3 separate regions of the Mus musculus genome follow, and all the other regions are linked to region 1. Evidence: chromatin loops called from intact Hi-C (ENCODE). Cell type or tissue: heart. All regions are shown on one strand. Each heading gives the region's core, and the rest is flanking DNA. Links, peaks and the distances in the headings are about the cores only.

Region 1 (7,764 bases), core at 1,088-6,087:
GGACAGCCAGGGCAGCACAGCGAGACCCTTGTTGAAACAACACAACCAAACCAAACCTAAACCAAACCCCACTGGCTAAAGAACAGAGATATTTCTGATGGTGTTTTGTTTCTCATACAGGAGAAAACCACCCCTGAACTTTACTACCTATCTGTGGTGCTGTCAGTGGGCAGCCTGGTATCCACGGGTGAGTCAAAACACCTCCCAAGCCCCTATCCAGACCCCCTTGCAGACCCCTCAAGGGAAGACACTGTGTGAGCTCAGAGGCCCCAGCTCCTCTTACTGCAGAACTCACAGAGACAGAGTGTTAAAGACAGGAAAGGGAGGCTTTGGATGGGATGTAAAGAAACTTCCTGGGACGCAGCTCAGTTGGGAAGAGTGCCAGCCAGCACAGCTGAGGTCCGGGGCTCAGCCACCAGCACCACCCTATGCCCAGGTGGTGACACACAGGTTGGCAGTCCCAGACACTCCAGAGGAGGTAGAGGCAGAGATGGAGACAGGTGGTTTTCTGTGAGTCGGAGGCTAGCCTGGTCTACCTAATGAGTTCTAGGAACTATGTAATAGAGAAACCCTGTCTCAAAGTTAGATCTTCCACAGCAGCTTTAGTTAGCTGCATTGGATCTGCACAGGACTGGGCCTCTTAACATCCCGTCATCATGGCCAGAGGAGGGGGCTCATAAGGCCTCACCCCTTCCCTCCCCAGGGTGCACACTATTGGCAGTTAATGGTAGCTGGAGAGGGAGTCAGATTTTTCTTTGGTTGTAGGCACTGGTAAGGCGCCTTGCTCACACACCTCCTCACCCCCCATTTATGCAGGCAACATTAATTAAAGCCTCTAGGCCACAAAGAAAACAAAACAAAAAAAAGTCATGGAAGTTGGGTGGGATGTGTTGGGGAAGAAAGGTTTTGAGGTGGGAGAGGGGGTAAGGCAGTACTGCGGGAACACGATCAACAAACATTTATATATGCCATCCCCTTGTGTATGAACTTTTGAAGGAATACGTTTTTAAAAGCATCCTTCTCACCTGAGTCCTGCTCCACCTTATTAGACACTGTGCTCTGTCCTGCAGTGCTTTTTTCTGGCATGGGGCTCATCTGGCTGTCCAAAGTGACCTGCCCAAGACCAGATGCTAAGCCAACAGTCTGAAGCTAGCCCATAGGTCCTGCTGGTTTCCTGCCTCATTTACACACCTGGGCTGACTGAGTCCGCCCCAGCATTACCACTGTGTACCGTCAAGCATCTCACAAGATGACCTAGCTGCCATTTCTACATAAAATGTCTGCTGCACATCATAACCACGCAAAAAGCATGCCAAGACTAGCCATCATAGAAGTTGCTTAATGAGTGCTGAAGAAGCGGGAAACGATTGGTCAACTGATACCACAGGATCGCCATTAAAAACACCTTCATACGAAGGAGGAGTGAGTGTCTACACAATACTCTCAAGATTGCTACAATGACTTCCTATAAACCTCGGATCTTATAAAATAGGGACATTAGAATCTGAGCCGATGACACCGGCAGAAGTGGACATTGTCAAAAGAAATCGCTCATCTCAGCAAAGTGAAGCTTCACAGGAAAACAGTCGTGCAGACCTAAGATCTCACCAAGATCAATCTATACATTCTTTACGTTGTGGGAACTTTTGGATAAAGAGAATCTCTTTATGGGTTACAACAATCTTTCATATTACTACAGCCAATTATTTTGTAGAACATATAGCCAGTGTCTGAGCCTCACTCTGCTGCTGTGACAAAACACTCTGACCAAAAGCAACTTGGGGAGGAAGGGTTCTTTTGCCTTATACTTCCAGGTCAGTCCATCACTGAAAGAATTGGGGCACGGGCTCTAGGAGGAACCTGAAGCAGACACTACTGAGGAATGAATGCTGCTGCCTCCTGGCTTAAACTCAGTCTGTAGACCAGACTGGCCCTGAACTCAGAGATATCATTCCATCTCTGCCTCTTTAGTGCCAATGCCCAGCACCTAGGAAGCTGGCTTTCTTATACAGCCCAGTACATCAGGGTGGCCTCGAACTCAGAAATCCACCTGCCTCTGCCTCCCGAGTGCTGGGATCAAAGGCCTGCGCCACCACGCCCGGCTTAACTATGAACTTCTAACACCCCCCCCCCTTCAACTTCACAAAGGCATCACTGTAAGCTATAACCTTTCGATTTCTTGTCTCCAAAGTCCCTGTTAACATTATAAAACAAAAGCATAGACCAACTTTCAAAATTCTCAGTCTTTCAAAATTTCAAAACTTTTAAAGTTCCGAGTCTCTTTAAAAGTCCAAGTCTTTTAATCATGAGCTCCTGTAAAATCAAAATAAGTTTCATACTTTCTAATCCCAAAAGGGCAGAACCAGAGAATAGGAATAATCACAATTAAGCAAACCCAGAATCCAACAGTGTAGCTCAATATCCGACATTTGGGACTCAGGATCTGGGTCCCAAAGGGCTGGCATAGCCCTTTCTCCACTCAGCTCCCTGGTAACAGTTTACAGTCCACTCAGCAGCAATTTAACTGGTTCTCAAAGGCTGTGTGGGCTTGCTCTTTCCCAGATTTGGAAACGACTAAAAGGGAATGTCCTTCTCAGCACTGGCTTTCCCCCATTGCCTCTCACCCACATCCCTCTAAGTTCATGGGCGTCTGCTCTCAAGAAATCTCTAGAGAGGAAGAATCCAGGCCACCCCAAGTGGGGGAACTGACCTGCACCAAGGTCACAGGAAAGTTACCAACTTTTTGGTTCCAAGAACTAAAGGGCAAGAGTTGACTATGAAGAGCTGGCCCCAGGGACCGTTACAAAAGTCTCTAAAGGCCCAGCCATTGTGCATTGTCCCTTGCTTGGCAAAGTACGGGTCACCGGGCTAACGCTCGCACAGGCTCGTCTCCTAGGACCTCGGTGGGTTGCTTACCAGGCCTTGAAGGCCAAACGGCCCTAGTCCTCCAGGAGACAACCTCGGCCCGGACGCCAGCGCAGGGAACACCGCCGCCTTGCTCTCATTGGCCCCACACAGCCGGAAGTGCGCGAATCCAGCGGAAGTGCTCGCTCCATGCGGTCCGCCAGGCCGGGGAGTCAGGTAGGCGGGGCCCCTGGTTCCAAACCCTGGGATCCGCTAGCGGGCGGCAGGCGGGGATCGGGAGGGCGAAGGAGGTTGTCCTGTTTTCCGATCAGGGAGGACGGAGAAGCGTTTCGCAGGCGTAGGACTCCCCGCCTCCTCAGGTGACCACCGGGCCTGCTGGAGCCCGGCCTTGGCGGGACCTGCACACCTCGGCGGGAGCTTGGAGTTCGTCTGTCCGCGGGGAGGAGGCCGGCATCCGAGCGTGCGGTCCGGCTCTGCCTTATTTTTGCTCCGGTGGTCCCGGGCCCGGGCTTTGCTCACCTCCGTCCCTGAGAAGGTGTGCTTTCTGCCCTTGCCTTCTCGTGCGTCTGAGTTGGACAGTTTTCCTCAAGCCGAGTCCCGAGTGCTGTGGCCTCACCCAGAGGAGACTCGGCAAAAGCTACGGGAGGCACAGCCCAGGGATTCAGTGGCCTCTCCCGCGTCTTCCTAGGAATGGAGAACGTATTTCAGTTACAGTCTGCTTAGCGGGAAGTGATCTGGACAGCTGTAGGCCAAGTTCAGACACAGCAAATAAAACTCTTAACAGTTTTACCTTGTTCTAGCCAGCTCCACCCCAGGAGGTTTGAAGTTTGAGCCTCCGGTAAACTTTATGACAACTTCGCTTTCCTCAAATTGATGACACTCAGAGCTCCGACAGTTGGCGAGTTTTGAGCACCGTGCACGGGACAGGATACTGGAACCCCGGTGAGCGTGAATGAATATATTCCACTCCAGATGACAGTGTTGGCCATTTCGGCAGTCTCAAAGGAAACGCATCACTTTTATTCAATACTAGGTGGTGCCAGTGAGTCAAATCTTTCTGGTCTAAATCTGTAGTGTGGTTAAAGTTTTTTTGTTGTTGCTTTGTTTTTTTTTTTTTGTTTTTGTTTTTTTTTTTTTTGTTTGTTTGTTGTACAAGCCTTTATTTTTCCTTAAATTTATTCAGAATAACTTTGCCTTTTGAGACTGTATTGCAGCTTGGGAGTGCAGTCTGGCGTAGCGTATATGTAGCATTCTGGTTCCTCCATTTCCCCCAAGAAGAGATAAATTTTTGTGTTAAACAGTAATAACTTACTGTGCAGGGGATTTATCTTAATGGTAGAGTCCTTGCTTAGCAGGAATGAGCGCCTGGATTCAATCCCCTGTTCTGGGGGAAGAAAAACAAGTCTGGGCATGTTAGCACATACCTGTAATCTTAGAAAAAATATGTTCTTTTCATTTTACATTTTCATAATTTACTTTTTTCTTTTTCTTTTTTTGGGGGGCGTGGTTCTAGACAGGGTTTCTCTGCGTAGTTCTGGCTGTCCTGGAACTCACTCTGTAGACCAGGCTGGCCTCGAACTCAGAAATCTGCCACCCAGCATTTTAGATTTTCTTAATTTTGAATTGCACCAATATGTTGAATCTTCCCAAGTAACCAAATACAGTGTACTCATGTGGGCTTATTGTTCTTACAGTGATTAAAATGGCTTCCAGAGGAAAGACAGAGACAAGCAAACTAAAGCAGAATTTAGAAGAGCAGTTGGATAGACTGATGCAGCAGTTACAAGACCTGGAGGAATGCAGGTAAGTTATAACTATATGTTCTCACTCCGTAAACACTTGTTTGTACGAAGAGAGGTCAGGCTCCGTGGATGCAAGCCTGAAGCCCGCGTGTGACTTTGGTCTCTTCTGTAGTATTTTACAGCACTTGGTTTGTAGAAGCAAACTTGTCAAGCTCTGTAGTCATAAAGCCTCAGCTATGGAAGACTTAAAATACTTAAGCTCCTGGAAATAATGTTTCCTTTGTCTTTAGTATTTTAAACAGCTTTGCCTAGTATGAACTAATTGCTAAAAATACTATGATTAGGCTGGGGACGGGGGTAAGGCTCTGTGGATGAGTGGGTGCCTAACAGCTAGAGGCTCTGAGCCCAATGCCCAGCATCGAAGAAGAAGAAGAAGAAGAAGAGGGACGGGAAGGGAGGTGCTGCTCTCCTGTAATCCCAGCAGTGAGGCAGATGCATGCGGGTAGGAGCGCGTGCTTCACTTCGTGGAGAGCTCCAGGCCAGCCTGCTACATGAGTCACTGTTTCAATAAAGCAGAAGAAAACAAGCATACTAATAATCGTAGCTGTTAATAGCCTTGTAAGGATGTTACAAATGTTAAAACGAAGGAGGCAAAACAGTGCTTGGCCCAATTGAGCACTCCATAAATGGTAGTTCTCTGAGCGGAGCTGCTGTTACTTGTAGTAAATATTTAATAAGCGGCTTGCCTGGAGAATAAAAATAACCTTTTACTCAGATGACAGATGTGTTGTTGTTGTTTGCAGGGTACACAAGGTGCTTCCTACCACTGAAGAGTCTGATGCTAATAGAAACTGTTTAGCTATAACTAGATGCCAGGCACTTTATTTTGTTTAGTCTCCATAAGAATCGTAGTAGCACTGTACTATCATTCTCTGGAGTTGAATAGGTAAGCTGAGGTTTGGCTTTCTGTACTTGGTCGCCCTAGGCTGTGCCGTTGATGCATAAGAGAAGTCACCATGTGCTTGAAGTGTGACTCAAATCAGTAAAAGTTGACCGGGGCGAGGGGAGATGGCACTCTCATCCTGAGTTTAACCTCACTGAAAGGCAGCGGAAATGCCAGAAGTGTAACTCGGGGGACATGTGCACCGCAAGCGATTGGTGTTTCCCTCCAGCTTGCTCTAGAACAGCTGCTAAGATTGTCATGCTTTGAAACTTGTGGTGTACATTTCTGCATTCTGACGTGAGCTGTGACTTAGGGAGGAGCTCGATGCGGATGAATATGAAGAAACTAAAAAGGAAACTTTGGAGCAGCTGAGTGAGTTCAACGATTCGCTGAAGAAGATTATGTCAGGAAATATGACTTTGGTAGATGAACTCAGTGGGATGCAACTGGTAAGAGGAATTCCCTGGTGAGTGAGTGTGTGTGTGTGTGTGTGTCTGTGTGTGTACGAGCCTGTGTGGGGTGTGAGTGGGTGTGTAATTTGTTTTTGTTTTGTGGGTATATTTCAGATAGAAAAGGCATACTTTGAAGGTGAGGATGTAGCTCTGTGGTAGTGTACTTGCTTAGCATGGACAAGACACTAGATTCTATCCCTAACACCTCAAAACAAAAAATTAAATTAAAAAAATAAAACTAAAGAAAGGAAGAAGAGTGGTGTGTTTACCTGATAGCTTCTTGATTTTGTGTCTGCTCGGCTCCAGTAACATGCTCAGAGATGACAAATAACGGATTTCAGGTGCCAAAACCCTTACGTGAGAGCTGTCAGTCAGATGTTGCAGATCTAATTGTGTGGGATATTGTGGTAAGTCTTTGCATTCCTGCATTTCTAGGCCATCCAGGCAGCCATCAGCCAGGCCTTTAAAACTCCTGAAGTCATCAGATTGTTTGCGAAGAAACAACCAGGCCAACTTCGGACAAGGCTAGCCGAGGTAAAGCTCTTTACACGGTGCGGTTGCTGTGTGTGTTTTTCTCCAAGCCCGTGAATTCACTTCTTGTACTTGCCTGCTCTTTAAATCCTGGGCACACAGAGAAACCCTGTTTCAAAATACCAAGTGTGGTATTAGAGCCACACTCAATTGTCAACAGTTGCTACCTGGGACAATTATAATTAATCATAAATGGATGTTTAACCACTGGGTGGGTATTCAAATTACTTCCAACCACTTCTTTAGTATTTTGTCCTTAACGTGTGGGGCTCTAACTTGAGATTCTGTTGGGATTGGAGTCAGCACTGCTTCTGTGTGTACACTGCCAACATTTTCTTTTCTCTTCTTTTCCTCTCAGATTTACTTGTATTATTTTAAATGATGTGTGTACTCATATGTGCGGGTGCTCTCAGAGGCCTAAGGCATCAGATACCCTGGAGCCAGCCCCAGAGCCGATTCTTAGCTGCCCAGTGTGGGTTCTGGGAATTGAACTTGGGTTCTCTGAACGAGCAGTACACAGTTCTCGGCCACTGAGTCGTGTCTCCGGCCTCTCAAGCAGCTTTTTCTGTTGTTGTTCTGTTTTGTTTTTTGAAACAGGGTTTCTCTGTGTGCCCTTGAACTCACAGAGATCCACTGTCTCTCACTCCTGAGTGCTAGGATTAAACCCACTGCCCTCTGTTTTTCTTTTTCCTCCTCTTCCTCTTCTTCCTCTTTTCTTTTTCTCCTTCTCCCCCTTTCTTTCTCTTTTGATTTCCTATCAAGCATCTTTATAAGCCTGTTACTTCCAGAAGTCTGTTTATGGGTTTGAATATAATTATGGCTTATCAGGTAGTTTCCACCTACAGGTAATTCAGTAGAGAAGTAGGAACATGCCATTAGGGAGTGGAGGCGAGTAGAGGGGGGACTCAGCTGGTGAAGTGCCCATCAAGGTGGCACGTGCCTGTGGTTTTACCACCGGGACATAAAGACCAGAGGGAGCCTAGAGCTCTTGTCAGAGAGAGACCTTGTCTCACAAAATAAGGGGAAGAGCAACTTAGGAAGACTCCTGACATCCAGCCCTGACCTTACACTGAACACACACACGCAGGAATACAAAGGGGCTGGGGGGAAAGGGCATAGATTTAGATGAGATTGGTTGGGCCTGAGTCCTGCCCTACTTACTGGGCGGGGTGTGACCTTTGGCAAGTTGTTTTATTCAACCTTGTACCTTGCTTTTCTTATCGGAAAGAAG
Region 2 (7,764 bases), core at 1,692-6,691, 140 kb before region 1:
AGCCACAGGGAGCCGCTGGGCGGGCTTTCAGCAGCCTCCCCTCCCACCTGTGCTCTGCCTGAGAGCAAGCTGTGCCATCAGGCCCCAATACTCACTTGAACTCCTCCATGAAGGTGCCATGGTGAGCTATGTTTTGCCAAAGGCTTTTAAAAATAGTGCTAATGTGATAGCGAATTGTGAACTTGTCATAGAACTCGCTGGTGGCTCCAGTATGCTCGACATCTAAGGAGGAAAGACAAAGGGACTCAGACACACATCCTGACCTTCCAGATGCAATGACATGGCAGTGTCTCAGTGACAGCGGGGACAGTGCTACCCGTATCTCAGTGACAGTGAGGCTGGGAAGCGCTACCCGTGTCTCAGACGGAAGGCACAGGAGAAAGGGAGGATTCCATTTTCTTTTTAATTTTATTTATAATTCATTTTTACACTCCATAGTCTGTTCCCCGCCCCTCCCCATCCACCCTCTGACTGCTCCGAATATCCCACACCTCCTCCCCATCCCACCACGTCTCCATGTAGATGCCACCACCCTATCCCACCTGACCTCTAAACTCCCAGGGGCCTCCAGTCTCTTGAGATGCTTCATCTCTGAATGAACACAGACCCGGAACTCCTCTACTGTGTGTGTGTTGGGGGCCTCATATCAGCTGGTGTATCATGCTGTCTGTTTGGTGGTTCAGTGTTTGAGAGATCTCAGGGGTCCAGATTAACCAAGACTGTAGTTATCCAGTGCCCACCAGTACCCCTCTCCCCACATTTCTGCTTTATTTGCTCCTAAATGTCCCTCAAAATCATATTGCTCAGGTTCCAATTCCCAAGTCCTTAAAGGGACCTGACTCTTGCTAATCTCATAAGCCTTACCCTGTCCTGGAACATCCATGTAGACTAGGCTGCCCTTGATCCCCCTGACTCAGCCTGCTGACCACTGGGACTAAAGATATGTGCCACCACGTCCAGCATGAACAAGGCTTCCTGCTGCCACCTTCCAGGTCCACCTCACTGCCTTTTCTGTCACTCCTCAGCCGAGATCAACTGATGCAGATGTCTGCATCCATCCCAGAGAGCTCTGCCTAGACCACTTTTTGTGAAGTAGCCCATTTTCTCTGACAGCTACTGTCCCCAACTCTTCCACGTCTGCCTCCATGAGGGATCTTGGGGTCCTCTCATAGTAGGCCCAACACAAACGCTGCTAAGTTAGAGGTGGAGTCTGCCCTGCCTCTGTGCAGCCAGCCAGTTATGAGGAAGGGGCCTGGAAATAAGTCTTGTAGCCATAGCCTTCGGAGCCTCAGGAATTCCTAAGGAATTCTTCCTTAAGGAAGACTGTTAGGACTCATTTAAAACCCTCTTATTTTGAAGTCTAATTTTATTTTTGAAACAAGATTGTGCATAAGTACCTCCTATGTGCCATGCCCTGAGAGATGCTGGTTGCTGCAGTTGACCTTGGGATATACAACTCTAAGTCCTATCTTGGTGGGGTGCTGGGCAGGCCCATGGAGACTGTGAAGTTTCAGCAGGGTGAAGGCCAGAAGAGCAGCCAGGCACACTTGCTAGAGTCCAGCTGCTGAGCACCTGCCACTCACAGGCCTTAACCTTTCGCAAGCATCCTGACCTTTCTAAGCTCCAGTTTCCTCACTTAGAAAATGGACGTATTTATAGTACCCATCTTTTCCATGGCTATTCGGATCAAGTGACCACAAGTGGCAACTATTATTAGGAAAGGTGTCATCTACCCATGACCATGGAAGGGCTCAGGCCAGAGGCCACTGTGCTCCACGACAGAGAGAAAGGGTGGATGATATCCACCCACATGCTCCTCAGGCACGCCAGTGTGTGTGTGTTCTTTCTTTCTCCTCTCTCTCTCCTCCCTCTCCCTCCCTCCCTCCCTCTGTCTCTCTGAAGCTACAGTAACAGGTCCAGACCACTAACCGAATACTAACTAGATTCAACAAAAATCTATTTTTTAATATTAATATATACCTCCTGTGGAATGTGGCTATTACTTGGATTGTTCAGTAAATTTTTGGGTTGTTGTTTTTGACACAGGGTCTCACTAAGTATTCCTGACTGGCCTCCAACCTGCAGTGTACACTGCTCCTGTTCTGAATACACACAAGGTGGCATTTGTACCTAAATATGCCGAGCTTATCCTGAAACATGGCTAGGAGACCATGACCTTTTTCCCCAAAAGGTGTGCCAGTGCACTGGACTTTCTCCAAAGAAAGAATGTTATCAAAATACTCAAGTCAGCAAGTGCTTACTTCAGACACAGGAGAGTCTAAGGGAGGGATGTAACAAAGTAACAGTGACCAAGGGGAAGTAGGCAGGCAGATTCCCAGAGCCCCTTACAAGGTGGGAGAGTTGGCTGACCCTGAGTCCAAACAGGCAGTGGGAACACTGGGAATCCTCACACAGGCCACCCCAGTCAACAGCAACAGGCTGTATTCTCCGCAGAGCTCAGCAAGGTCTACTAAATGCCAGACACTTGACTGTATGGCCAGAAAGTACCAGATTCTATACAGGATGAGAAGGCAGGGCAGATCCCAGGAACTTCCATTAGCCACTGGAAGCCTTTGTTAGAGGAGAGATTAACCCGAGAGTTCAAAAGTCAAATTTTGTTAAACAGTCAAAATGTGGAATACAGTCTGCCCAGACAGCTCATTCTCCATACCCTGTCATTTCCAAGTGTAACTGAGCACAGCAGACAGTACCTAGCAAATGGCAGGAGCTCAGTGAATGTGATACGCTGATGAATGTGGGAGGACTCCCAGAGCATCCCAGAATGCTCAGCTCACTGGCTCGGGTGAAGCCCAACCACTTTCTTAAATTTTTTTTTTTTTTTTAATTTTAAAGGCTTGTTTGTTTATTTATTTGAGTACACTGTCATCGGACACACCAAAAGAGAGCATCAGATCCCATTACAGGTGAGCCACCATGTGGTTGCTGGGAATTGAACTCAGGACCTTTGGAAGAACAGTCAGTGCTCTTAACCGTTGAGCCATCTCTCCAGCCCCGCCCAGTCACTTTCTGTTGTTGCCTTTTTCTTCTTTTCAGAAGCTTAAGGTAGCCTCAAACTTGCTGTGGCAGTCAAGGATGACCTAGAATGCATATATCAAACTCTCTCCTGTTCCATCTCTTTGAAAAGGCAGCCACAGGATGGTGTTATATATCAGATACTGTAAACTCAACAGCAAATGAACCAGGTTAACAACTCAGATGAAAACATCAGCTTGGACTAACAACAACGAACAGTGTAAATCAACGGAAGGCCGCACACGCAGTGGCCAGTGCGAGCTCTCAGAGGCCGGGAGAGAAGGCATGCGACAGCCTGTGCTCTGAGCTGGGGCTAGGAAGTGATTTACATAAGCAGATGTTAAAGCCTTGATGGCAGGATTATTTATTTATCTATTTGTGAATCTAGGTCACAGATTTAGATTTAAGTTCGCTCTGAAACAACCTTGGGTCAAGTACATTACCACATACCCCAGGGCCTACTCTGAAACCCACCTGTATAGAACTTCATGAGGGACGGCACCAGCAGTTTGGTAGAGAGAGGATGGTTCTCAATCATCTCAAAGAACTTCTGAGTTCTCGGCTGGACAGAAGGGTTGGTCATGAACATGACCTCCACCAGCTTGGCCACTAGGTAAGGGTTTCGGATGTAGTTCTGGTTGCACAGCATCACAACGAGGAACATGACAATGTCCTGAGTGCAGGGCTCATAAAGCACCTGAGGAGAGTATCTGTAAAGAGGAGAAAACACATGGTGAGTCTCGGAGAGCTCGCTAGGCCGGGAAGGAGACAGGGTCCAGCAGAGGGGGGTACTGGGGTACATACACAGCAGAGGGGGGTACTGGGGTACATACACAGCAGAGAGGGGGTACTGGGGTACATACACAGCAGAGGGGGGTACTGGGGTACATACACAGCAGAGAGGGGGTACTGGGGTACATACACAGCAGAGAGGGGGGTACTGGGGTACATACACAGCAGAGGGGGTACTGGGGTACATACACAGCAGAGGGGGGTACTGGGGTACACAGCAGAGGGGGGGTACTGGAGTACATACACAGCAGAGGGGGGTACTGGAGTACATACACAGCAGAGGGGGATACTGGGGCACACAGCAGAGGGGGAGTACTGGAGTGCCTCTACATGGTTCAACAATGTGCACACTGGAGCCACAAAGATTCAAAGCAAACCTGAGTGTTGGCTGCAATGTGTTTTAGAAAGTAAGCAAAAGCCATAACTGAAACTTCACAAAAAGATCTTCACTGTCCAAAAGTGGGGGTTTTATTTATTTTAAAAGACAGGATCTTTTAAATAGCTTCAACTGTCCTCAAATTCACTATATGCTGGCTTTGAACGTGTTATCATTTGCCTCTACTTCCCAAATACTTATATTATGGGAATGCATGACCATGCCCAGCTTCAGAATGGACAACCTGAATTCCATCTCTAGGACCCAATTGTTAGCAGGACCTCTGTAGCATTCAAGGACCCCATGCGCACACGAATAAATACATGTAATTAAAATATTTTTAGCCAGGCAGTGGTGGCACACACCTTCAATCCCACAACTCAGGAGGTAGAGGCAGGTGAATCTCTGGAGTTTGAGGCCAGCCTGATCTACAGAGTGACGAGTTCCAAGACAGCCAGAGCTACACAGAGAAACCCAGTCTCAAATATCACCCAATCTTTGTAAATGAGTGCTCTCTCTGTATGTTTGCCTGCATGCCAGAAGAGGGCATCAGATCCTAGGATATGTGGTTGTGAGCCACCTCGTGATTGCTGGAATTGATCTCCATCTCTCTAGCCACCTGCCCCAATTTAAAAAAAAAAAAAAAAAAAAAAAGTTCAAATTTTAAGAAATTAAAATGTAAGCCGGGCGGTAGTGGTGCACGCCTTTAATCCCAGCACTTGGGAGGCAGAGGCAGGTGGATTTCTGAGTTCGAGGCCAGCCTGGTCTACAAAGTGAGTTCCAGGACAGCCAGGGCTGTACAGAGAAACCCTGTCTCAAAAAAACAAAAACTAACCCCTCCACGTTACCACCACTGACTGGGCCTGCACAGAGAGAGCTTGTCTGTCCTTTTGCTGATCGAGGGAGCGGCTCGATATGTAGACCAGGCTAGCCTGGAACTCACAATGCTCCTGTGTGAGCTTCCAGGTGCTGGGCTTACAGGTGTCAGTCACCACCATGCTCGGCTGGGGGCAGCTTTTAGGACATAACACAAATTTGCTTTGTATAACTTTGGATGTTGTTTCTGGTCTATCCTGCTTTTGCGTTTGAAACCAGATTTCACACACATTCTTCTGCCAACCAGTTCCCATATAGTTATGGTGATGAGAAATTACCTCTCACAGTTTCAAAATGAAAAGTGAAGGGCTTTGCTTTGATTTTTGTTTTCAGTAGTACTGGGGATTGAGTCCAGGGCCCTTTACCTGCTGGGCAGCTGACCTGAGGGGTCTCCCTGAGAGGCCAGAGAAGGCTCTAGCCCCTGAAGTGAGGATTTTAGGAAACAAAAATCCAAACAAACTGCCTATCTCCCCCCACGTACCAGACACGCAGCTTCTCCAGTTTTACAAATGGAGACAGTTTTGGTTCAAACACAGCTGTGGGTACTTTTGGTTTTGGACATTTCCTGGGGCATTTCTCCAGAGCCTGTTCAATTATCAAACACTGCTCAGGTTTCACAGAGAACTTGCCACTGCCTCTGTCTTGGAGATCAAATTGGAATCAGCTGCTGCTGAAGGGGGTTTCTTTCTCTAAGTTCTGAGCAGCATTCAGGTAAACAGAGTCACACAACCTCCGACTGAAGCGCAGCTATGTGAACCATGACACAGCTCAGGGCACCAGGCACAGTGTATAAGCAGCAGAACACGCAGCTCAGGGCACCAGGCACAGTGTATAAGCAGCAGAACACACAGCTCAGGGCACCAGGCACAGTGTATAAGCAGAAGAACACACAGCTCAGGGCACCAGGCACAGTGTATAAGCAGAAGAACACACAGCTCAGGGCACCAGGCACAGTGTATAAGCAGCAGAACACACAGCTCAGGGCACCAGGCACAGTGTATAAGCAGAACACCACGCAGCTCAGGGCACCAGGCACAGTGTATAAGCAGCAGAACACACAGCTCAGGGCACCACGCACAATGTATAAGCAGAAGAAGACACAGCTCAGAGGACCAGGCACAGTGTATAAGCAGAAGAACATACAGTACGGGAAGTACTTACTGTACAATAAAAAATAAAAATTCAGCAACATCTTCGACATAAAACTCAGGCAATGCTGCAAATACCTTGGGGACTTCTGAATTCAAAGGCAGTGTTACGCTGTAGAGGAGAAAAACCCCACAATTTACAAATGCTATCATGGAACACTGATTACCTGGGGTGTTGTACTTCCAAATGCCCCATGTGGAAAGAGCAGCCCTCACTGTGTAACACATGTGTAAAAGTGCACAGGCAAACGACTGACCCGCAGTGTGCAGAAAGGATGAGGAAGGCCTGGGCGTGTTTTGTAAGTGTTTGCCTCATCTTCTTTTCTTGCCAGACTTAAGGAAGTAGTTAAAATGGGAAAGAAACCCAAAGGTCGAATTTGGTCATTTCAAGCAACTCATACTGGGTGGATAAAGCCAGCATATACTTTATATAAGCTTTTCCAGTCTTTTAGGAACACAGGCCAAACTAACCAATACCTGTGACCTAGGGGGTTCACAGAACGTAAGAGACCTGACTTAAACAACAACAGTGACTGTCGGTGTCCTCGGCTCTCCGAGACTTGGTGCTCAGGAGGCTCAGGAGCCTGTCACCTCTAGCACTTTGCTTCCAATTTATAAACTTCCTTTTCTAGCCATCCAATGTTATAGCAAAATTTTAAAACTGACAGCCACTAAAAAACACATGGGGAAATATTAATCTAGCTTCATATGTATTTATGCATAACTATAAAAATTCTCAAGGTTTAGTTATGACTCAAGAACAATAGCCCGGTAGCCACCGTGAAGACGAGGCACGGCAAAGAGCACACTTACTCAGGATATGCAGGGTCCAGGATGCGCAGCATCAGCTGAATGAGAAGGCCATAAAAATTCAGGCATCTTCTTAGGAAGCTCTCGTCAAGTAAGCCAGCGTCAGCACAGGCCTTGCACCGTACCAGTTTCTGTGGAAGAGGATGGGCCCCGGCCCGAAGATTAGTCCAGTGCCATGGCCCCTGAGCATGAGTAGGCAGTGAGGGGCCAGGAGATGAGAAGTCTAGGTTCGGTAGCTCTGCCTAGCCTCGGGACACTGGTGGTTGTGTCAGGGTCTTTCTGTTTTCAGAATAAAGACAACAGGAAGATAGGCCATGCAAGCCACTGAGCAGAGAGGCCATCAGTCAGTGCTGAAGGTCAGTCACTGACATCATCGCTCAGGAACTTGGACAATTAGTGGGAAAAAGCCAGACAAGTTGTATCTGAATTTCAGCATCAACAGTTCTGTGCTACTCTCAAGCAAAATATCTGTCTGCAACATCTCAGAGGGCCGCCTGCCAGAGGAGACACACAGAGCCACATCTCAGAGGGCCTCCTGCCAGAGGAGAGGCACAGAGGCCACATCTCAGAGGGCCGCCTGCCAGAGGAGAGGCACAGAGGCCACATCTCAGAGGGCCACCTGCCAGAGGAGACACACAGAGCCACATCGTGCAAGTGGATGTTGAGCTTCTTACAGACCCCTTAGTCACAACAATGGAATATAAGGGAGGCTACAGATCTGAAAGAAGA
Region 3 (7,764 bases), core at 1,692-6,691, 120 kb after region 1:
AAGGTAAGCTCATTGGCTAAACACTCGGGACCTATCTAGATACCTCATTAACAAGGAGAACTCCAGGGTTTATGCTACATGACCAGTTGTCATGGTCCTCGCACTGGGCTGTCTTGGTTACATGTTCCAGAGCAGGTCTTTGGCAGGGAGCTGGCCTCACGCCTACTGTTCTCAATTCTGAGAGTTCCCGGGGTTTAGGCTTGCTCGGCCTTACCAGTCCTTCTGTCCACTTGCCTTACAGAGCATGACCTTGAACTCACGACCTTCCTACCTTCATCTCTCAAGTATTGAGATTACAGAAGTGCACTATCATGCTTCCATTTCTTTTCTTCTAAAGATCTATTAATTTTTATTTTTAATGTATGAGTGTTTTCCATGTATGTGTGTGTATGTATATGTATGTGCAGCACACACATGTAGTGCCTATGTATGCCAGAAGGGGATGTTGGAGGGCCCTCTGGAACTGGAGTTACAGGAATTTGTAACCATCCTGTGGCTCCTGGGAACCAAGCCTGGTCCTCTGCAAGAGCAGCCAGTGCTCTTAATCACTGAGCCACCTCTCCAGCACACTTCTGAGTTTTCTTGGGAGGTGGTTGATACTGGGGTTCAAACCTCACATATGCTCTGCAAATACCACCAAGTTGGCCTTCTCTTTTGAACTTCAGTTGTTAACAATAACAACAAATTATCACCTTTGTGTACCCTCCCAAGACAGCCCTTGCAAGCCCGTGATGTAGTGCTGACCTTGTAAAGTGCCTGCCTTTTATTAAGCTGTGGTGAATGAAGCCTGTGTTTGCTGTCTGCTTCATGTTCCTGAGGAAACTGTTGGGATTTCTCCGGCATCAGGCTTTACCCGGGGACAGTTCCACCCTCGGGACCTGCCCAGTGCCCGTGGGAAAGGCTGTGAACTGCTGACCCCAGGGCTTGTGCTTTGGTGTTATCCTTGATAAGGCCAGTGACTTGGTTTTGCTTAGACAACATTCCTTACATCTGGCTCCCCTGACGGTGCTCTGCCCCATCTGCCCCAGTCCCCTCTGCCCTCGTGTGTGTGTGTGTGTGTGTGTGTGTGTGTGTGTGTGTGAGAGAGAGAGAGAGAGAGAGAGAGCGCCTTTACTTGTAAAGTTGGCAGCCTGCCTGTCCACTTAAACAGGCTCTAGAGTCTAGAGCCTGGAATTGTATTGCATTAGGATGTTAGGTACTTAAAACCCTTAAGCTATAAAAGAAAAAAAAATCTACTAATTTATCCTAAAAACAACAGCAATAAAAACAAAAAAACAAAAAAGCCCCTCAGCTTCTGAATTTCGAAGCTGGGATTCTAGAAGTAAAGGGACTTCAGAAGTCACATTGCTTACACATTTTACCAAAGGGAAAGTAACCGGGGCTGTACCTCTGTCACTGGCTTTTATAGCTCAGGACTAGCAGGTAAGATTGAATAGTGGGGAGATGACTCAGAGGTTAGGAGCACCAACTGCCCTGGCTGTAGACCTGGGTTCCGTTCCCAGCACCTACGTGGTGGCTCACAACCACCCGCCTGTAACTCCAGTTTCAGGAGATCCGACTCCCTCTGGTCTCCTGGCTCTTGCATGTATGTGGTGCAGGTAAATTCATGTATGTAAAATTTTAAAAAGTCTTAAGCAAAAAGTTCGAGTGCAGTGTAGAGCAAGGGCCTGGGTTCCATCCTCAGCACACCCCCCAAGTATTTTGTATAATTAGCCCATTGTATTTGTTAACCTCTGCAGCATTTACATGTGTAAACAGCTCAAAAACTTGGACTGTGCTCCCTCACCCGTGGCTGCAGCGTGGGCGAGTGCCTAGAGGATCTGCTGTGGCTTTGCTAAGTGTGTGGTATCTTCAGTGTGAGCCCAGCTCGCTCACCTGCCTCCAGGGGAGCCCTCCCCCTTAGCGTCAGCTGCATTCTGCCTGAGCATCCCATGGGGTGAGTTTGGGTGTGGCCATTCCCTACTGTGAGCTCTTGCACGGGTTATTTAACTTCTCTGTGACCTAGATTTTTTTTTTTTAAATCTCTGAAATGAGCGTAGTGACAGTAGCTACCTAGGGTTGTGGGAGAGTGAATGAACCTTGTGGAGTGTTTTGGGCATTAGAATAAGTGTATATATTGTTTTATTAATTCCATGTAAATTGCCTGCACCTCCTTTTTAAAATTGAGACAAAATTTATACAATGTAATGTGGACAATTGACTTTTTCTTTTTTTACTACATTCACTTGTGTGTGTGTGTGTGTGTGTGTGTGTGTGTGCGCGTGCGCATGTGTGCTCATGTGTGCCATGCCACAAATGCAGAGGTCAGAGGACAACTTGAAGAGGTTGGGTCTCACTCTGCATTGTGTGGATCTCTAGGGATTGAACTTGGGTTTCCAGTTTTGGTGGCAAGTGTGTTTCCCTGCCAGCCCAGGTGTTTATGAGGACATAAATCTTTAATTTACAAGGGTAAGGACCAAGGACAGTGGGTAAGGACCAAGGACAGTGAGTAAGGGTGTCTCTCATCTGAAGCTGCCGGTGTCTTCGGGGTAGCATTTTGCCTCCACAGCAGTGTGATTGAGAGTCCCTGTTTGTACCCTCCCCAGCATTTGCCTTTCTATGACTGCTGGCCTGGTTAGTGGACTCTCACTGTTCAGGCCGACAGCGTGTATGGGGAACATCTAGTCACACATTGACTCATCTTATCGTCTGTAGAGGATTCTGTCTGTCTTTTGCCTATGTTAAGATTGTTTATCTTAGGGGCTGGACAGATGGCCCAGTGGTTAAGAGCACTGGCTGCTCTTCCAGAGGACCTGGGTTCAATTCCCGGCAACCACATGGCAGCTTAAAACTGTAACTCACACCCTCGCACGGACATACATGCATGCAAGACACCAATGCACATGAAATAAAAGTAATAATAATAACAAAAATAAAGAGATCATTCATGTGCTCACAGAGTTATCTTCTTGCCCTTGGGCTCCTGCCCTTACCCTCTTTTGAGGTGAGAACTTGTAGTTTGTTGCCCAGGCTGACCTCAGTGATCCTCATGCCTAAGTCTTTTGAGGAGCTCTGGCTACAGGTGTGTCTGGCTTTTTCTCTCCCTCTCCCTCTCCCTCTCCCTCTCCCTCTCCCTCTCCCTCTCCCTCTCCCTCTCCCTCTCCCTCTCCCTCTCCCTCTCCCTCTCCCTCTCCCCATCCACCCATCTGTCAACAGGTTCTCACTGTGTACCCCTGGCTGTCTTAGAACTTACCATGTAGACCAGGCTGGCCTCGCACTCACAGATATCCTCCTGCCTCTGCCTCCTAAACTCTGGGATTAAATATGTGCACCACTATGCCTGGCTTCACCTGGCTCTTTATTGAGGCATATGAGTCCTTTATGTATTGTGGGTGACATGACAATCCTTTATGCAAGACACCTTCTGTAATGTAATGTGCCTTACTGGCCTGTGGCTTGTCTTCCTGTCTTTTTTTTTTAAGTATTTACTTTATGTATGTGATCTGCATATACACCTGCATGCCAGAAGAGGGCGTCAGATTCCATTACAGATGGTTGTGAGCCACCATGTGGATGCTGGGAGTTGAACTCAGAACCTCTGGAAGAGCAGCCAGTGCTCTTATCTGCTGAGGCATCTCTCCACACAGTGTTTTTATACAGCAGAATTGTGGGTTTTAACAGCTTATTGATATGGAAAAAAAAATCCACTGGAATTTTCTTCTTTATATCTGTTTGGTTTGTGTATTCCTTCTTTAAGTTTTGGCAGACTTTGCCTTCCAAGGAGTTGATCCGTTTCTTTTAGTTAATCAAATTGTTTGTATTATTCCTTTATTCTAATGTCTATAAATTCTTCATCCTTTTAAAAATGTTTCTAGTTTTATTTATTCTTAAAGAGTTATTTATTAATTATATGTGCATACACTGTAGCTGTCTTTAGACACCCCAGAAGACGGCAGTAGATCTCATTACAGATGGTTGTGAGCCACCATGTGATTGCTGGGATTTGAACTCAGAACCTTCGGAAGAGCAGTCAGTGCTCTTATCTGCTGAGCCATCTCTCCAGCCCTCTAGTTTTATTTTTATTATTAGTTTTTCATATATTTATTTTGTGTTTTGCCTGCATGTATGTCTGTGCACCACATGTATGCAGTGCCCTTGGAGGCCAGAAGAGGGCGCTGGATCCTCTGGAACTGGAATGACTGAAGACTGTGAGCAGCCATGTAGGTGCTGGGAATGGAACCTGGGTCCTCTGTATGAGCAGCCAGTGCTCTTAACTGCTGAGCCATCTCTCCAGTCCCATTTCCAGGAATCTCCTTTTTCTTAGCCGTCTAGAAGTTTGTCTTTTTTTTGTTTGTTTCATCTTTTTCAGAGAACCAACTTTGATTTTTGTCGATTATTCTATTGATGTTGCTGATGTAGCTCCAATTTTTGTTTTGATTCCTAACTACTTTTATATCTTTGTTTTAGGGCAGTGGTTCTAAGCCTTCCTGACTCTTACCCTTTATTACAGTTCCTCATGGTGTGCCTCCCAAGGGCAGAATTATTTTGCTACCTCATAACTGTAATTTTGCTACTATTATGAATCACAATGTAAATACTTATGTGCAGAATATCTGATATGTAACCCCTGTGGGGGTTACGACCCACAGGTTGGGAGCCTCTGCTTTAGGGGATCTTTCTCTTTTGGGGTACCTACTAAGTTGGTCTTATTTGCTGTGTAATCTTGGCTGTCCTGGAGCTTGCTCTGTAGACAGGGCTGAAAGATTTAGTTAATCTTTATTAGTGTGTGTCCGTGTCCGTGTGTGTGTGTGTGTGTGTGTGTGTGTGCGCGCGCGCGCGTGTGTGTGTGTGTGTGTGTGTATGTATGCATCCCATGTACATAGCGGGTGCTAAAGGAGGCCAAAAGATAGATGACATTGGATCCCACAGAGCTGAAGTTAGAGGCAGTTGTGAGGTACCTGAAGTCAGCGCTGGATACTGAACTCAGGTCTTCTGCAAAGCAGTGTGTCCCTTGACCCTGAGAAACATCCCGCCCCAGCAGAAAGATGTCCATAGCCAAGGGAACCGTGTGCTTTGTCTTTGAGGGCAGGTCAGCTTTGCCTGTCTCCAAGCCAAGCAGCCTCGATTCTCTCAGCTGTTCTTCAGGTGACATTGTGTCTCAAATTTCCAGAGCCAGCCTGGTTTCTTTCTGGGCACCTCCAACGGTGTGGATGCTGCCTTTCAGGCTGAGGGTTTGATGAAGGTCCCCATACCTGTCAGTATCTGTGTAGCCAGCTACCCTTTTCTGTCGGCACCATGCTCTCTCTGTTCTGGTGCGAGCCTTTGTTCTTCCTCCATTTCATCCATCTTGCTGCCTGAGCCTCGCTCTAATTTGCTGATTAATCACCACACATCCCATCTTTTCGTTCTGGCCTCGTGTCATCTCCAGTTTGACAAACAGGTGGATTGGAGAGAGCCTAGTGAGGACAGAGGCTTTGAAAGGTGGCTGGAGGGTGGTCTGGGTTCCCGTGGGTTCCTGATCATGGTAAGTCCTCCTGTTCTCAGTCCTGGCATACGGGGGTGGGGTGGGGGGGGCTCGTCACGTGTTGGGGGAGGGGAGGGAGCCTTGTCACGTGTTTGGGGGGAGCCTTGTCACGTGTTCTCGGGAAGCCTCGTCATGTGTTCAGGATCTCAGCTGAGCGAGGCAGTGAGGCCCAGACCCGTGCTTGGCACTGAGCGAGCTGGAGCTGAAGTTTTCCTCCCAGCCGTTGCCTGAAGCATCCAGAGAGCTTGTCCATGTGAATCCTGGCTGTCAGCTCCTGCAGTTCCTCGGTCTCTAGAGGCACAGGACTCAGCCGGGGATGTGGTTGCTCCGCAGCAGCAACCATCAGATGGTCCATCTCCGTCTCGTTGTGCAAATCCGTCTTTGTGGGCACCGTACATAGGTCCCTTAAAGAGCAGCTATGGTGGAGCTTAGAGTCCCGGGACTTAGAACACTCAGAATAACTCAGGCATTGTTATTATATGAGAATCCCTTTCTTTTTCATGTTCTCTTACCTTGGGGTCTAGTTCACCATTACATTGGTTCTGTTCTTTCCAGGAAAATAAATGCGCTTTTTGAGAGACCCCCCCCCATGGCAGAATACGACAGAGAAATTTAATTTTCTGTTTATCATAAGAGTATTACATTTATAAATAATACAAGGGCTTGTCAGACCACTAGTCTCATTGTCAGTATGATAGGAACACAGATAACAAAGGAGAGAGAGGGAAGAAAAGCAGGCTCCTGATTTGGTGACCAGGCTATCTGGCTTCATAGATGCTCAGAGCCAGCCTTTGGTCGCACTCAGGGAAGCAGCTGGTAAGGGTTTTGCATCGATAATGAATGTCAGCAGGTTTTCAGTACCTCGTGGCCTTTTTGGAACCGCGTGTGATAAAAGTTTTCTATTGTGCGTGAAGGTCAGAGACCAAAAACACAACAGGACTTGGAAATGCCGCTGGACTATTAGTTACCGGGCTCGAGACAGTGCCCTGCCCTATTTAAATTCAAGACAAATGTGGCGGTGATAAAGGAGGAGGGAAAGGTCAAATCCTGGCCTGTATTTTCTGATAGCACTGAAATAGGAAATGAAGGAAGTCATGACTTGTGTCCTGTGGGATAACTAGGTTTATAGTCAGCACTGTAAGCCCTTCCCACCCGCCAGATGATAAGCACTTGCGCAGACCTGTTCCCAGGTGGTTACTCTGGGGGGGGGGGGGATCTGCCCCTCGCCTGTTACGCATTTAATTCTATAGGAAACTGCATGTAGGTGCTATAGCGAGGGTTCAGCTGTTAAGAGCACTGGCTGCTTTTGCAGGGGACCTGGGTTTGGTTTCTGGTACCCACATGGTGGCTCAGCCATTTTCTATAACTCCAATTCCAGGGGATCCGATGCCCTCCTCTGGTCTCCAAGGGCACCCGGAATGCACATGATGCAGATGGGAAGCTGGGACAGATAAGCTGATTCTGAGGAAGCAATTGGGAGATTTGGAAACCCTGGCCTGCCCTAAAGCACCCAGGAGTGGTATGCATAGAAAGAGACGCTTGGCAGCCCTGCATGGAGATTCTGTGCTACCCCTCGGAGACTTAGCGTTCATCCACAAGATGATCGTGAGCAGGGGGACTGTGCCAAAGCAAAGCAAGGAGCGGGTGGTCACAGCTGCTGCGGTTTGGGTCCCTCCCAAGGTGGGAGTGTTCAGAGGGCACTTCAGAGAAGGACCACCCACTCTGGCTGAGGAACCTTGCGGTTTTCCCTGGGTGGCCTCTGCCCCTGAGCGTCCTGTGACACCAGTGATTGGGAAGTATGTGACAGCCACCTAGAGAAGGCCCAGCCAGTGCTGCAGCAGGATCAGCCTCCAGGGTGAGGTCGCGAGCTGTGCCGCCCAGTGGAAGTGCACCGGGGCAATGGACAGCCTTTCTTTCCTGCTGCTCTGTGGTGGTCAGAGCACGGTGGCTCTTTGCCTTCTAAGGTTTGATCTCCCATGCCCTCCTCTTCAGGAATGAGTGAGTTTTCCAGTCCCGTCCCGTCCCCCCGTCCCCCAGTCCCCCATTTGCCAGTTCCAGAAACAGACACCTGAGAGAGACACATTCCTGTCTCAACTCCAGTCGCCCTGTCTCCGAGTCACACCTCACACCTTAGTTCCCAGAAACCCCTGCTCTCAGACTAGTCTACAGTCGCCGCCTGAGGCAGGAGTTCAGAGGAAACTGGACCCCACCCACCTGACTCAGAGACCCTGCCACCCACCCCCACCCCCACCCCACACCTA

Evidence for each region. A loop is a pair of places that touch in the nucleus more often than their neighbours do. Peaks named below come from ENCODE experiments on the same cell type or tissue, not always from the same donor. Only the 100,000 strongest peaks of a DNase experiment are listed, where the experiment ranks them.
Region 2: a loop joins it to region 1, with 2.3 times the contacts of the local background. A loop is called at or near these places in 3 of 42 quality-filtered maps.
Region 3: it touches region 1 in a loop (2.1-fold over the local background); 2 of 42 quality-filtered maps call a loop at or near these places.

The regions. Positions count from the first base shown.
Region 1 is chr4:149,482,193-149,489,956 of GRCm38, forward strand. It overlaps Nmnat1 (nicotinamide nucleotide adenylyltransferase 1), which reads right to left and starts at 3,018. Exons shown (of 5, transcript NM_133435.2): 1 at 2,917-3,018. It overlaps Tmem274 (transmembrame protein 274), which reads left to right. Exons shown (of 6, transcript NM_001366402.1): 5 at 121-187; 6 at 1,071-1,147. The coding sequence ends at 1,147. It overlaps Lzic (leucine zipper and CTNNBIP1 domain containing), which reads left to right and starts at 3,074. Exons shown (of 7, transcript NM_026963.6): 1 at 3,074-3,807; 2 at 4,560-4,668; 3 at 5,864-5,999; 4 at 6,438-6,536. The coding sequence starts at 4,568. In heart, for the core only: CTCF peaks have their summits at 3,047 and 3,888; a DNase peak (open chromatin) is centred at 3,029; H3K4me3 peaks cover 2,410 bases; H3K27ac peaks cover 1,550 bases.
Region 2 is chr4:149,344,420-149,352,183 of GRCm38, forward strand. Ube4b (ubiquitination factor E4B) reads right to left here. Exons shown (of 27, transcript NM_022022.3): 18 at 7,039-7,166; 19 at 6,239-6,337; 20 at 3,508-3,743; 21 at 96-222. Among named protein-coding and RNA genes, the nearest start is that of Ube4bos3, 14 kb to the left of the region's middle. In heart, for the core only: a CTCF peak has its summit at 4,734 (motif pointing right); no DNase peak of the experiment used is centred there; H3K27ac peaks cover 1,051 bases.
Region 3 is chr4:149,600,556-149,608,319 of GRCm38, forward strand. The region is part of intron 1 of Clstn1 (calsyntenin 1); the gene reads left to right. Among named protein-coding and RNA genes, the nearest start is that of Clstn1, 18 kb to the left of the region's middle. In heart, for the core only: a CTCF peak has its summit at 4,141 (motif pointing right); a DNase peak (open chromatin) is centred at 5,766; H3K27me3 peaks cover 1,041 bases.